Linked DNA regions of Homo sapiens: all the other regions are linked to region 1. The links are chromatin loops, found by intact Hi-C in ENCODE. Cell type or tissue: mammary epithelial cell. All regions are shown on one strand. Each heading gives the region's core, and the rest is flanking DNA. Links, peaks and the distances in the headings are about the cores only.

The links. Peaks named below come from ENCODE experiments on the same cell type or tissue, not always from the same donor. Only the 100,000 strongest peaks of a DNase experiment are listed, where the experiment ranks them.
Region 2: it touches region 1 in a loop (12-fold over the local background); 14 of 110 quality-filtered maps call a loop at or near these places.
Region 3: it touches region 1 in a loop (4-fold over the local background); 19 of 110 quality-filtered maps call a loop at or near these places.

Annotation. Positions count from the first base shown.
Region 1 is chr4:86,920,222-86,926,945 of GRCh38, forward strand. It overlaps AFF1-AS1 (AFF1 antisense RNA 1), which reads right to left. Exons shown (of 3, transcript NR_038841.1): 3 at 4,673-6,105. It also overlaps a transcript of C4orf36 not described here. Among named protein-coding and RNA genes, the nearest start is that of AFF1-AS1, 11 kb to the right of the region's middle. RefSeq lists a silencer at 4,776-5,070. In mammary epithelial cell, for the core only: a CTCF peak has its summit at 2,333 (motif pointing right); DNase peaks (open chromatin) are centred at 1,620 and 2,360; H3K27ac peaks cover 1,422 bases.
Region 2 is chr4:87,149,041-87,153,040 of GRCh38, forward strand. No RefSeq gene overlaps it. Among named protein-coding and RNA genes, the nearest start is that of KLHL8, 70 kb to the right of the region's middle. RefSeq lists a silencer at 1,978-2,027 and enhancers at 3,384-3,884, 3,885-4,000. In mammary epithelial cell, for the core only: a CTCF peak has its summit at 1,929 (motif pointing right); a DNase peak (open chromatin) is centred at 1,961.
Region 3 is chr4:86,975,855-86,979,854 of GRCh38, forward strand. All of the region lies in intron 2 of AFF1 (ALF transcription elongation factor 1), which reads left to right. Among named protein-coding and RNA genes, the nearest start is that of AFF1, 43 kb to the left of the region's middle. In mammary epithelial cell, for the core only: no CTCF peak of the experiment used is centred there; DNase peaks (open chromatin) are centred at 1,447 and 2,017; H3K4me3 peaks cover 285 bases; H3K27ac peaks cover 2,654 bases.

The DNA.
Region 1 (6,724 bases), core at 97-4,096:
CTACTGTCTATATTTCCACCAATATTCTAATCATGGTCACTTAAGTAATCTATAATTAGTCTCAGCCCTTCCCTGCAGCTCTCTTCTTCTTCTGAGCCCTCACCAGAATCACCCTTAATACTCCATTTACAGCAATCTAGTCTTTTTCTAGCCTGCTGCTCCAGATCTTTTTAGCCTCTACCCATTACCCAGTTCCAAAGCTACTTCCGCATTTTCAAGTATTTACTATAGCAACAACTCCAATCTTGGTACCAATTTTTTTGTCTTAATCCATTTTGTGCTGTTATAATAGAATGCCACAAACTAGATCATTTGTAAACAGAAGAAATTATTTAGCTTGCAGTTCTGGAGGCTGGGAAGTCAAAGATTGTGAGCCTTCATCTGGTGAGGGCCTTCTTGCTGCATCACAACATGGTGGAAGGCATCCCAGGGCTAGAGAGCATGCTCAAGAGCAAAAGGGGAACAAATTCACTTCTATAACCAAACCACTCCCTCAATAACTAACACACTCCTTTGATAACAACATTAATCCATTCATGAGGGTAGAGTTCCCATTACCTAATCACCTCTTAAAAGTCCTACCTTTTAACATAGTACTGTTGTATTGGGGATTAAGTTTCCAATATATGGCCGGGCATGGTGGCTCACGTCTATAATCCCAGCACTTTGTGGGGCCGGGGTGGCTCACATCTATAATCCCAGCACGCCAAGGCAGGTGGATCACTCCTGAGGTTGGGAGTTCCAGACCAGCCTGACCAACATGGAGATACCCCGTCTCTACTAAAAATACAAAATTAACCGGGCATGGTGGCACATGCCTGTAATCCCAGCTACTCCAGAGGCTGAGGCAGGATAATCACTTGAATCTTGGAGGTGGAGGCTGTGGTGAGCCGAGATCACACCATTGCACTCTAGCCTAGGCAACAAGAGTGAAACTCCTTCTCAAAAAAAAAAAAAAAAGTTTTCAACATACAAACTTTGGAGGACAAATTTAAACCATATCAATGCCCAAGAAAAAATATTAACAGAAAACTGTCACACACACAAAAAAATAGAGGCTGGAATATTAAGACTCAGACAATTTAGAAATGAAAGCTTGGTCACTCCACTAAGACACCTGACCAGCTGAGCTTCTGGCTGAGGGCAAAGGGAATACAGAGTAGGTAGCAGAAGGTCATAAATATCAACCATGGTCTCGTCATCAGTTAAAAAACAGGGCTGTAGTAGGTTGGCTACATATTTTCTCTTTGCTTGTAATATGTATGTTTATTTTTAAATGTTAGCCATTTTCTTTTTTCCCCCATGATTTAATATACAAGTTGTTGGAGGTTAACTTTACAATTTAGACTTTAGCTAACAGAATATTTAGTAAACTGTGACTGAATTTGAAAAGCAATTAATAAACTCAGTATTAAAATTTTTTAATTTTAATTTTTAAAATTATAGTAAAATATGCATAATGTAAAATTTATCATTTTAATCATTTTTAAGTGTACAGTTCATTGGCATGAAGTACATTCATATTGTTGTGCAACCATCACCACCACCCATCTCTAGAACATTTTCATCCTCCCAAACTGAAATCCTGTACCCATTAAGCAATAACTCCGCATTCTTTCCTTCCTGCCCTCCAGGCCCTGACAACCACTGTTCTACTTTCTGTCTGTATGAATCTGACTATGCCAGGCACCTCATACAAGTGGAATCATACAATATTTGCCATTTTGTGATTGTCTTATTTCAAGTATAATTTTTTAGAAGGTGAATTATAACTCACATACAAATACAAAATGAATATGTGTGATAGGTTTTATTTACCTCATTAATTAATGAGGGAACCAGTAAGATGTTACAACTAGATCAAAGGATAATTCAAAAAAACACACATAAATAGGCAACAAGGAATGCTAGAATGCATTTATTTAAAAGATGGAAAATGGTCTAACCACAGGGTGGTTAATCTACTATATTCCACCAGACACAAATAATTTTCATTTCTATGAACTAAAAATCTTTTACATTGTTATTAGTTTTCTACAACTTTCAGAGCTATAAAATAGCCCCAAAACAATGAAAGGAAAAGAAAACCAGGGAGTGTATAAAAATAGAATGTCCAATAATCATACATATAGAGCATGAATGGATATTGACAGTATAGCCGTGAATGGAAAAACAAAAACAAAAAAGGGAGGGTAACACTGTGCCAGTTATCAATTTATTGCTCCTTAGTCCAAAGCAATCTTTCTTTTTCTTGTTTGGAGTTAACTGATCTGGATCTGGATCCCATGAACATTTCTCATTTGCCAGCTGGTGCAATGTTAGGCTTATCAGCAGAGGGCACTAGAGAGACACTGCAGGCATAGCAGAGAGGCAGTAGCTGCCCTTCCTAGATCTCCTTGTTGTAGATTTTGTTCTTATGGTGTCACCTATGGAGTTCCATTGGCACTCACTCTCCAATAAGCTTCCACCTCACCCCAGTAGATGGCTTCCAGCTCACCATCCCCACCTGCAGCTGCACCACCACCTCTATCTGCAGCACTCCAGTGAATTCCTCTGTCATTTACACATATAATTTCTCTGCCATCTAGCTACAGCCCCGTCCTCTCCAAGGGGGTCTGAATTTTAGCCTCAGGGTTGAGATCTCTTCCAAGTCTGTTACTCCCTTGGATGTTCTCCCTCAGCCTTAGAGGTAGTCATGCTGTTTACATTTGCTTTTTCTTCTTCTTCCTTTTTTTTTTTTTTTTAAGAGATAGGGATCTTGCTAAGTTGCCCAGGATGGTCTCCAACTCCTGACCTCAAGTGATCCTCCTGCCTCAGCCTCCCAAGTAGCTGGGATTACAGGTGCTAGCCACTGCATCCAGCTGCCTTTTTTTTTTTTTTTTAATTTTTAGAAACGGTCTCACTCTGTTACCCAAGCTGGAGTGCAGTGATACAATCATGATTCACTGCAGCCTCAACCTCCTAGGTTCAAACTATCCTCTAACCTCAGCCTCCTGAGGAGCTGAGACTACAGGTATGTACCACTATGCCTGGCTGTTTTTTAATTTTTTGTAGAGATGGGGTCTCACTATGTTGCCTAAGCTGTTCTTGAACACCTGGGCTCAAGTGATCCTCCTACCTTGGCCTCCTAAAGTGCTGGAATTACAGGCATGAGCCCTTGTGCCCAGGTTCTGGTATTCTTTAGAGTTATCCTTTATCTGTCTTAATAGTTAACCATGTTTTATTAGTTAGTAACCTTTATATTAAATTTTTCCTGCTGGGTGCAGTGGCTCATGCCTGTAAGCCCAGCACTTTGGGAGGCCAAGGCGGGTGGATCACCTGAGGTCGGGAGTTTGAGACCAGCCTGGCCAATGTGGTGAAACCCTGTCTCTACTAAAAATACAAAATATTAGCCACATGTGGTGGTGGCAGGCACCTGTAATCCCAGCTACTTGGGAGGCTGAGGCAGGAGAATGACTTTGAACCAGAGCTGCAGAGGTTGTAGTGATCTGAGATCGCACCATTGCACTCCAGCCTGGGCAACAAGAGTGAGACTCTGTCTCAAAAAAAAAAAAAAAAAAAATTCCTGATAAATTATTGGTATAATTTCTGTCTCCTGATTGATAACACCATAAGCTTATTTATTTTCTCCCTATTTTAAAGTTGTCAAATCCATATTATTACTCGTGCAAAATAAATATATTAGCATGCTTTCATGTCATATTAATATTTTCTAGGAATTTAGTTCTGAGTTGTAATTGAAATAGTTTCTATTTCTCTTTTCTTTGGTTCTTTTATTTGGATTTTACTTACATGTTTGATACCTTCTGATATTGCTCCCTCTCTCTTTTTTCTTTTGAGACAGGGTCTCACTCTGTTGCCTAGGTTGGAGTGCAGTGGCACAATCATAGCTTGCTGCAGCCTCAACTTCCCAGGTCCAAGCCATCCTCCAACCTAAGCCTCCCAAGTATCTGTGACCATAGGCGCATGCCACCACATGTGGTTGTTTCTTTTTTTGAAACAGAGTCTCACTCTGTCACACAGATTGGAGTGCAGTGGTGTGATCTCAGCTCACTGCAACCTCTGCCTCCTGGGTTCAAGCGATTCTCCTCCCTCAGCCTCACAAGTAGCTGGGATTACAGACGTGCATCGGCACACCTGGCTAATTTTTTGTATTTTTAGTACAGATGGGGTTTCACCATGTTGGCCAGGCTGATTTTGAACTCCTATCCTCAAGTGATCCACCCCCCTCGGCCTCTCAAAGTGCTAGGATTACAGGCGTGAGCCACCACACCAGGGCCATGGCTAATTTTTTTATTTTTTATAGAGACAAGGGCTCACTATGTTGCCCAGGCTGGTCTTGAACTCCTGGGCTCAAACGATCCTCCTGCCTTGGCTTCCCAAAGTGCTGGCATTATAGGCATGGGCCACCACACCCAGCCTCTGATATCTCTTAAAGCAGTATGAATTTCTGCTTCTCTTATAATGTGGGTCCTTGTGTGACAAATTTTCTGTGAACTTGTATGCTTGAGGCTTAATGTCAGCTTTACTATGCTTTTATATTTGAATGATAATTTAAGTGGTAACATATTTGTGTGCTAGCACATTCTCACATTGCTATAAAAAATACCTGAGATTGGGTAACTTATTTAAAAAAGAGGTTTAATTTACTCATGGTTCTGCCAGCTTACAGGAAGCATGGTGCTGGCATCGGCTTATCTTCTTGGGAGGCCTCAGGAAACTCTGAATTATGGCAGTAGGCAAAGGGGGAGCAGGCACGTCACATACCCAGAGCAGGAGCAAGAGAGAAAGAGAGGAAGTGCCACACATTTTTAAATGATGAGTTCTCTCAAGAACTCACTCACTGTCATGAGGACAAACCAGGAAGATGGTGTTAAACCATTCATGGAAATCTGCCCCCATGATCCAACCACCTCCCACCAGGCCCCACCTCCAACATTGCAGATTACAGTTCAACATGAGACTGGGGCAGGGACATATATCCAAACTGTATCAATTTGTCAGTCTCATATATATATGAGACCGAGTCTCACTCTGTCGCCCAGGCTGGAGTGCAATGGCACGATCTTGGCTCACTGCAACCTCCGCCTCCCAAGTTCAAGCAATTCTCGTGCCTCAGCCTCCCAAGTAGCTAGGATTATGGGCATGCACCACCACATCTAGCTAATTTTTGTATTTTGAGATGGGGTTTTGCCGTGTTTGCCAGGCTCGTCTCAAACTCCTGAGCTCAAGTGATCTGCCCGCCTTAGTCTCCCAAAGTGCTGGGATTATAGGCATGAGCCACCACACCTGGCCCCCAAACTATAACAATTTGAATGATAATTTATTTAGAATTTTAAATATGAAATTCTAAGCTCTAGGTTTGTTTCACAATACTTAATATTACTCCTTTGTCTTCTTGCAGCACATGTGCTGTTGAGAAATCTAATATCAATATGATCCTTGTTCCTTCATAGATAACATGTTCTTTCTTTCTAGAAGATTTCAGAATTTCTTCTTTATGTATGTTACTTTGACATTTCATTCTAATGTATCTAGTGTGGATCTTTCCTTTTCTCTTTGGCACCTTTATAAACTTTTCAATCTGAAATCATTCATCTTAAATTATAAGAAATTTAATGTTATTTCTTTGACTATATCATCTTTTTTTTTCCTTTTTTTTTTTTTTTTTCTGAGACAGAGTCTTACTCTGTCGCCCAGGCTGGAGTGCAATGGCACGATCTCAGCTCACTGCAACCTCTGCCTCCCAGATTGAAGCAATTCTCCTGCCTCAGCCTCCCGAGTAGGTGGGATTACAGGCTCCCACCACCACGCCTGGCTAATTTTTTGTATTTTTTAGTAGAGATGGGCTTTTGCCATGTTGACCAGGCTGGTCTTGAACTCCTGACCTCAGGTGATCTGCCCACCTTGGCCTCCCAAAGTGTTGGGATTACAGGCGTGAGCCGCCGTGCCTGGCCTATGTCCTCTTCTTCCTTTTTGTTTCTAATTTCCCCTCTTGGGACTCACATAGGTGCTGACACTTGTACTTCCATCCTGTCATGCTGGACCCGTTGACTTCATTAGGGATGGTACCATGTTTGAGAGGCCGAAGAAGAGACTTGGAACCTGCAAACAAGACAGGGTTTATTGAGGAGACTTAAATACAGGGTGGTCTAGTGTTGGTGGGCTGGACAGGAGAACCACAACCAATTGTAAAAAGCATGCAATTTATATAGCATTTTCACTTAACACACTTCCCCTAGCAACCTCCACCTGGCAATGTTCATTTAACCCAAAACAAAAGAGGGCCTCCATCCCCTGTACAGCCTGCATTCCAGGGAATAGGCTGCAGGTTATGGTCCTCATAGATAAGGAATGAATCTCCGGGTTGGCCACTCCTAGATTCCTTAGCTTGGAACTCCAAACACACATTCTTCTTAGACGATAGGGTCATTCTCAGGGTATGCTTACGTTATTGCTGTCAGGTGAGTCTGCCATACAGGGTCATTCTCTGGGTATACTTACGTTATTGCTGTCAGGTGCATCTGCCATACCGGGTCATTCTCAGGGTATGTTTATGTTATTGTTGTCACATGTGCCTGCCGTACAATCCTCCATATTTCTTTGATATGTTTTATGCATTATCATTTCCTGCTGGCTTTTCCATCTGTTTAGCTGTGAGTTTTTAGAGGAGGGCCTCAACAAACCATGGGAAACTACAACCTAACACCCACTTTTGTAAATA
Region 2 (4,000 bases), core at 1-4,000, 230 kb after region 1:
TCAGGAGGCTGAGGCAAGAGAATCGCTTGAACCCGGGAAGCGAAGGTTGCAGTGAGCCTAGACTGCGCCACTGTACTCCAGCCTGGGCGACAGAGCAAGGCTCTGTCTCAAAAACAACAATAACAACAACAAAAAAAACTGTCTTCAGAACTATGTGCAAGCATAGGTACATCCTATTTATTTTATGGTTGCTTTTCTACAAAGAGTTAAACAATACTATCCACATAAATAACTCATCAGACTTGGCTCCAAAACACAATTGCAAAAGACAGAGGATAAAAATGTGTCCCTATTAGATAATTTCAGTATCTACCTAAGTTGTTTTCTTTGGGCAATGATGGCAGCACCATTGGAGTAAGTTTAAAACCTCCATGTTAATTCTTTAAAAACCAGTATTCAGCCAGGCGCGGTGGCTCACACCTATAATCCCAGCACTTTGGGAGGCCGAGGCTGGAAGATCACCTGAGGTCAGGAGTTTGAGACCAGCCTGACCAACATGAAGAAACCCCCGTCTCTACTAAAAATACAAAATTAGCCAGGTGTGGTGGCGCATGCCTGTAGTCCCAGCTACTCGGGAGGCTAAGGCAGGAGAATTGCTTGAACCCAGGAGGCAGAGATTGCAGTGAGCCAAGATCGTGCCATTGCACTCCAGCCTGGGCAACAAGAGCAAAACTCCGTCTCAAACAAACAAAAAAACCCAGTATTCATAGTGTCAACATTTTATAGGTTCTGATACATGTTTAAAAATTATCTTAATCTCCTTCCTCATATCCAAAGCTTACCCCCTAGACTTGGCTAAATGTTCTCTTATCCTAATCTTTATACTCCCTTATCCACCTCTAACTGATAAGTGGAGTGGACCATACTTACTAAGGAGTGGAATCACTGTGTACCCAATGTCACATACAAAAATGCCCCCTCCTTCCCCTTACCTCAAATTGAGTAAAGCAGTAGGTCAACCATAGGCAGTCCCATCCATCAGGCTCTGCTATTCTGTGTTCAGGCGTAAAATACACACATGTATACATGTGATTTCATAGACATGTCAGGACAATAAAATGCATTGTTGGGTAATTTGGAAATCTAAAGCCTAAGAGCTCAGGGAAATTTCACATATATACATTCTCTCCACTTTCTAAAAAATAAATGACATCACCTGTGTGAGTGATAGCTTTAAAGCAAAAACTTCTTATGTTAAATCATTAAATGTTTGCTTCTACTACCCTAATTTCCTGAAGCCACATCTTTTTTTACTTACCAAATACACATGCCTTAAATAAGTAAATCCCTGGCCAGGTTCCTTACTTAGCTCAAAGTTTTAACTTTTTTTTTTTTTTTTTAAACATGCATAGTGTTCTGTCCTTTCAGCAGAGCCCTAGGAGCAGCCGAGACCTAGTCTCCTAAATTTTTACAACTCTCCATAGGCATATTTACAAGGTGTTACCTGAAAATACCAACAAGCCACCAGACACATTTGTGTCCAATTCATTAAAAAGAATTTATATTCATTCCACTAGTAAAAATGATTTATTCCTCTGGCTCTGATTTGAAAGGATGTAATAGGTTTGAGTAAACAATAACCATCTCTGGCCTTTTTTCCCCTTCTTTGTAGGCGTTAGCCACTCTACAGGTCTAAACCCTTGTTATAGCAAAAGATCTTAGTGCATAAAGTGGATAAGATCTAAAGCACACAAATTTAGTTTTGACTATAATGTACCTCTTGGGATTATGTAAAAGCCACAGCCAACCAGCTCAGCTCCTGGGTATTATTAATAGTAGTAATGAAGTAAAACATTTTGAAACTGGACTCAAATTGTGTTCAGTGTGCTAAACCAGGGATGCTGTGAAATGAATGTAAATTTTAACAAGCCTGTTCTGAGCTTTAGACTTCTCATTAGTGCCCCTTTCCCAAGTGTAATGTGCAGAATGAGCCACTAGAGGGCAATCATTTTCTTTAGGAAAAAGATGCTGTTTGAAAGCACTGTACATTCATTTAACCACAATGACACCATGTCTCACACCCAGGAGAATGGATATAATCAAAGGAAAAGGCAATATCAAGTGTTGGAGGGGACAAGGAGCAACTGGAAATCTCATATGTTGCTGATGGAAACATATGGTACTGCCACTTGGATAACAGTTTGCAGTTTCTTAAAAAGTTAAAATCATGTTACAATAAAACCCAGCAATTCCACGTATATGAAACTACCCAAGATAAATGAAAGCATATGGTCAATTAAGATATGTTCATGAACATTCATGGCATCACACATAATAGACAAAAATTGGAAACAATCCAAACAACCATTATTGGTGAATGAATAAACAAAATGTGATATATGCATATGAGGGAATACTATTCAGCTATAAAAAATTCTACACTATGGATGAAGTGAACCTCAAAAATATTATGCTAAGTGAGAGAAGCCAGATGCAAAAGATTAAATATAGTGTGTGATTCAATTTATATGAAATACCCAGAAAAGACAAATTTATAGACAGAAAGCAGATCAGTGGCTACCTAGGGTGAAGAGAAAGGAGGGGAGGAGTGGGGACTGACTGCAGACAGGCTCATGAGAATTTCAGGGGGATGATGAAAGTGTTCCAAATCTGGATTATGATGAGGCTGGCACAATGCTACAGGTTTACTGAATCACCATGTACACTTACAGTGGGTGAATTTAATATAAATCATACTTCAATAAAGCTAACAAAAAACACACTGATTTAGCACTGCATTAGAATAGGTACTGGGAAATGAAACAAGTGAAAGAAAGAAAACTAGAGCACTGTGTATTAGAATGTAATACAAATAGCCACTATGTCATTCGGTCCTGAGCTCTGGCTTTTCAGACAGGAAAAAAGCTCACTGTTTGCAAACAGACTAGGGAAATTTAGGAATTTATGATCAAGTAAGAATTTTATTACTTTTGGCCAAAGGCCATTACATTTGTTACATTAAACAGAAACATTTGTTTAAAAAGGAAGGTTGTAAAGTTTCAAGCAGAATGCAATTATTTTCTGACTCTCCATCAGTACTTTGGAGTCATATTTATGAAGGGATTTAAAACACATCAATGTGCTAAGGGTCTGATGTTATATAAAATAACTAATAACTTGAGATATTCAGGGCAAAGAGAGACACTTGAAGTGACAGGCATATCCATACCAAGTAATTTTACATTTCCTGAATTATCCTTTTATAAACTAGTTTAAATTTACTTAAGAAACTTCAGGTATAATAATATATGAGATCAAAAGGCTCGTTCTGGCCTGTAATCCCAGCACTTTGGAAGGCTGAGGCAGGAGGATTGCTTGAGCCCAGCAGTTCATACCAGCCTGGGCAACTTAGCAAGACCTGTCTCTACAAAAATATCAAAATTAGCCGGGCATAGTGGTGCGGGCCTGTAGTGCCTACTACTCAGTAGACAGAGGTGGGAGAACCACTTGAGCCCGGGAGGTCAAGGCTGCAGTGAGTCATGTTCACGTCATTGCACTCCAACCTGGGCAGCAAAGCAAGACCCTGTCTCAAAAAAAAGAAAGCTCTGTTAAGGTCTATAAGCAGCAGTCTCCAACTTTTTTGGCACCAGGGACCAGTTTTGCAGAAGACAATTTTGCCACGGACAGGGCAGGGGTGGGGACAGGTGGTTTGGAGATGAAACTATTCCACCTCAGCTCATCAGGCATTAGATTCTCATAAGGAGATTGCAACCTAGATCCCTCACATGCGCAGTTCACAATAAAGTTTGCTCCCCTATGAGAATCCAATGCTGTCATTGGTCTGACAGGAGGCGGAGCTCAGGCAGTAATGCTCACTGGCCTGCCGCTCACCTCCTGCTGTGCAGCTCCGTTCCCAACAGCCCACGGACCAGTATTGATTTGAGGCCCGCGGACGGGGGCCCCCTGGTCTATGGAACGTCTTCAACACATAAATTTCAGAGGAGGCTAGTGGTACACAAGAGAAAAATTAGTGAATATTAAGACAAAACTATGTCTTTTC
Region 3 (4,000 bases), core at 1-4,000, 56 kb after region 1:
CCCCTTTGATCTGAGAAAACAAGTGACTTGAGAGGGCATGAAGATCAATTTTAGATAAAGAGGAGGGTCAGGATTGGCCTCTTTGAGGAGGTGACATTTTAAAAAAGACATTTAAACAAGTAATTACGGTATCATATAATAATTATTATAGGGTGAGTATAGCAGGCCTACGAGAAGAAGTGTAAATGTAAATGAATGGTTATAATACAGTGTGTTAAGTTCAATGATGGAGGGATGTAACAAGGAAGGGAACTTCTGTAGTGGGAGGGGCACACAGAGTTTTTATTGCCCTGCAGTGGAAGGATGTGGGGAGGGTTGGCTGTAGGGCTTTCCATGCAGAAGCACAGAGGTTTAAAACAATTTGGGTTGTGTTCACAGTATTTAACACATCTATACTCACATTCTGGTATTATTACTGGCATTTTGCATTGCAAGGAGCCCAGAGGCAGGTAAGGAGGCAGAGAGGTGGGTGGTGTAGAAAGGCGCTCCGCATTATGGAATCAACCATGGAATCAACCTAGGTGCCAGTGGTAGACTAGATAAAGAAAATGTGGTACATATACACCATGTCATATCACGCACCCATGAAAAAGAATGAGATCATGTCCTTTGCATCAATGTGCATGGAGCTGGAGGTCATTATCCTAAGCAAACTAACTCAGAAACAGAAAACCGAATACCACATGTTCTCACAAGCGGAAGCTAAATATCAAGTACATATGGACAGAAAGAAGGGAACAACAGACCCCAGGGCCCTACCAGAGGATGGAGGGGGAGGATTGAAAAATGACCTAACATGTACTATGCTTATTACCTGGGTGACGAAATAATCTGTGCACCAAGCTCCCACAACATGCAATTTACCTGTATAACAAACTTGCATGTGTACCCCTGAACCTAAAGTAAAAGTTAAGAAAAAGAAATGGGCTCTGGAGCCAGAACTGGGTGCCTACCTCGGTGTCTCACATGCCCATACCTGATGTCTAGGGCAAGGTTTGTAACTCTTTGTGCCTCAGTTTCCTCATCTGTAACACTGAAATGATGATAGCACCTACCTTGTCAGGTTATTGTAGTGATTAAGTAACTTAATACTTAGGAAATTCTTGGAACAATGTCTGGCACACAGCAAGTGCCCAATAAATGCAGGTGATGGTGCCTGTGGGCATTTTATTGCATGGAAATAATCTTTGACCTGTTGGAAATCCATGAAGGCCTATTTGCAGTGGAATAACTTGATCATGTTTCTGTTTTTCAAATACAGTAAGTAGTCCCCCCATATGAGACAGATACATTCTAAGACCCCCAGTGAGTCCTGAAGTCACAGATAGTACTGCACCCTATACACTATATAGTATGTATTTTCAATCTCATAACTGAAACAGCTACTGAGTGACTTACAGGTGAGTAGTATCTGTAGTGTAGATATACTGGACAAAGGGATGATTCACGTCCCAGGTGGGACGGAGAGGACAGCGAGAAATTTCATCACACTACTTAGAATTGTGTGCAATTTAAAACTTATGAATTGCTTATTTGTGGAATTTTCCATTTAATATTTTTAGACCTTGGATGACTGTGGGTAACTGAAACCATGGAAAGTGAAACTGCAGATAAGGGGGGCTTCTGTATTGTTTTAGAGGGAGTGTGAGCATGTGTGTTAGGAGGGGGCTGGAATTGCATTTCTGTGGATTCTCCAACCTCACCTTTTTCCCTCACCCCCTGCATAATTACCTGTTCCTTCACCTGTGTTCCCATGGTGTCTTATCTCTGCTGTGGCGTTTTCCTATTGTATTTTATAGTCTGTGTTTCTCATACTAGACTGGGTCCCCTCAGGGTGTTAAGGACTATGTGTTACTCATCTTTACATCCCATTGCCAAGAATAGTACCTAACACTGGCACATACTGGGCACTCAATAAATGTTTGTTGAATTGCTTTGAAAGGTTTACCAGGGAGTTGCCCTAACATAATTCTGGAGAAAGGTCCTCCCATAGAAGAGTCTGGGCACGTTGCTATGGGAGAGTGTTTTCTTTGTTTCACACACCAAGTATTTATCGAGTGCCTACTGCACACTGTGCTGTGAGGGGATACATAGATGAGTCAGACGTGTACTCTGCCCTGGGTTGTGTTGACTTAATCGTGGGTGGAAGGAAGATGGTAAATGGTTGCTGATAGGTTTAATGAGAAATAAGCTATGATGTGGTTTAGTTGTATTTGGGCTTTTGTTTAGAAGCATAATTATTTCAATCAAAGAATGTTAGAATTTTTTTAAAATGATGTCTCATTGATGGTAGCTTACTTCTCTTACTTCTCATTACATTCACTTTTTTTTTTTTTTTTTTTTTTTTGAGATGGAGTCTCGCTCTGTCAGCTAGGCTGGAGTGCAGTGGCACAACCTCGGCTCACTGCAACCTCCACCTCCTGGGTTCAAGCGATTCTCCTGCCTCAGCCTCCCGAAGAGCTGGGACTACAGACGCGTGCCACCATGCCCAGCTGATTTTTGTATTTTTAGTAGAGACGGGGTTTCACCATATTGGTCAGGCTGGTCTTGAACTCCTGACTTCATGATCCACCCACCTCGGCCTCCCAAAGTGCTGGGATTATAGGTGTGAGCCACCATGCCCGGCCTACATTCACTTTTATATTATGATAGAATCTGTCTAGTAAATTTCATAGTGTAGTTTCTTTTTAAATTTTTATTCTTTTGGAGACAGGGTCTTGCTCTGTTGCCCAAGCTGGAGTGCAGTGGTGCAACCAATATAATATAAAGTTTCATAGTGAGCCTGCTTGTTTCTTGGATTTTAATCCTGAGTAGAAATGATTCCACTTAAGGTGGGATATATCCTTGTCTGTAGCCAGAAGACCTTCATGAGCTCTTGCTACCTTTTCTTGGATTTACTTTGTAATCAGTGTTGCGTATTATGTTTTACTGGAGGTGCCTAGTTACAAGGTTTTATTACAGCAGTATTTCTAAACATTTGGTTAGTCTGTCTCTGCTTTTCCCACCATAATTTTCTAGCACTTGTAGCTCACCTTATCTCCCACTTCCCTTTTTAAATAGAAAACAGGCTTGTTCTGTTTTGACCAGGTATAACTCTTTGCTCAGACTGTCTCTAAAGCCCAGAAAACTATTCCTCTAGTGGTCCAATGAAGTGTTCCCCATTGAAAGTTTGCCTCATGTACTCTCAACTCCAGTGGTCTTCAAACCACTGGAATCACTGAATACCGTCTCCTTTGCCTCTGCCTCTCTTTTTATTTTTTTGAGACAGAATCTTGCTCTGTCGCCCAGGCTGGAGTGCAGTGGCGTGATCTCGACTCACTGCAACCTCCGCCTCTTGAGTTCAAGTCATTCTCCTGCCTCAGCCTCCCGAGTAGCTGGGATTACAGGCATGTGCCACGAAGCCCGGCTGAATTTTGTAATTTTAGTAGAGACGGGGTTTTGCCATGTTCACCAGGCTGGTCTCGAACTCCTTGACCTCAGGTGATCCTCCCGCCTCGGCCTCCCAAAGTGCTGGGATTACAGGGATGAGCCACTGCCCAGCCTGCCCCTGCTTCTCTTAACACACTGGGAAGCTCCTGCTGTAGCAAAATCCTCAATAAATAGGTGTTGATTAGATGAACTGATACGAATAAAACCTATGTGGGGGTGGGAGAGTTTTTAAATTACTCAGATTTTTAAGGAGGATTTCAATAGTCCTTTTTATCTTTGTGAAAATTTTATTTGAAAGTTCTTATTTTAAAATATCAAACCTGTCAGAACAGCTACACTTTTAAATGCTCCTTTAATATGAAAAGATACTCAGTCATGCATAAAAAGAGAGATGCAAATGAAAACTACATTTAGCTATCATATCTTGTCTATCGGAGTGGCAAAAAATAAAGTTTGACAACATGTCTTATTGAAAAGGTTGTAGGGGGAAGATACTGTGCTTACATACATAGCTGGTGGGAACGCAAAATACTATGACTGTATTAGGAGAATTTGACAATATGTAGCAAAA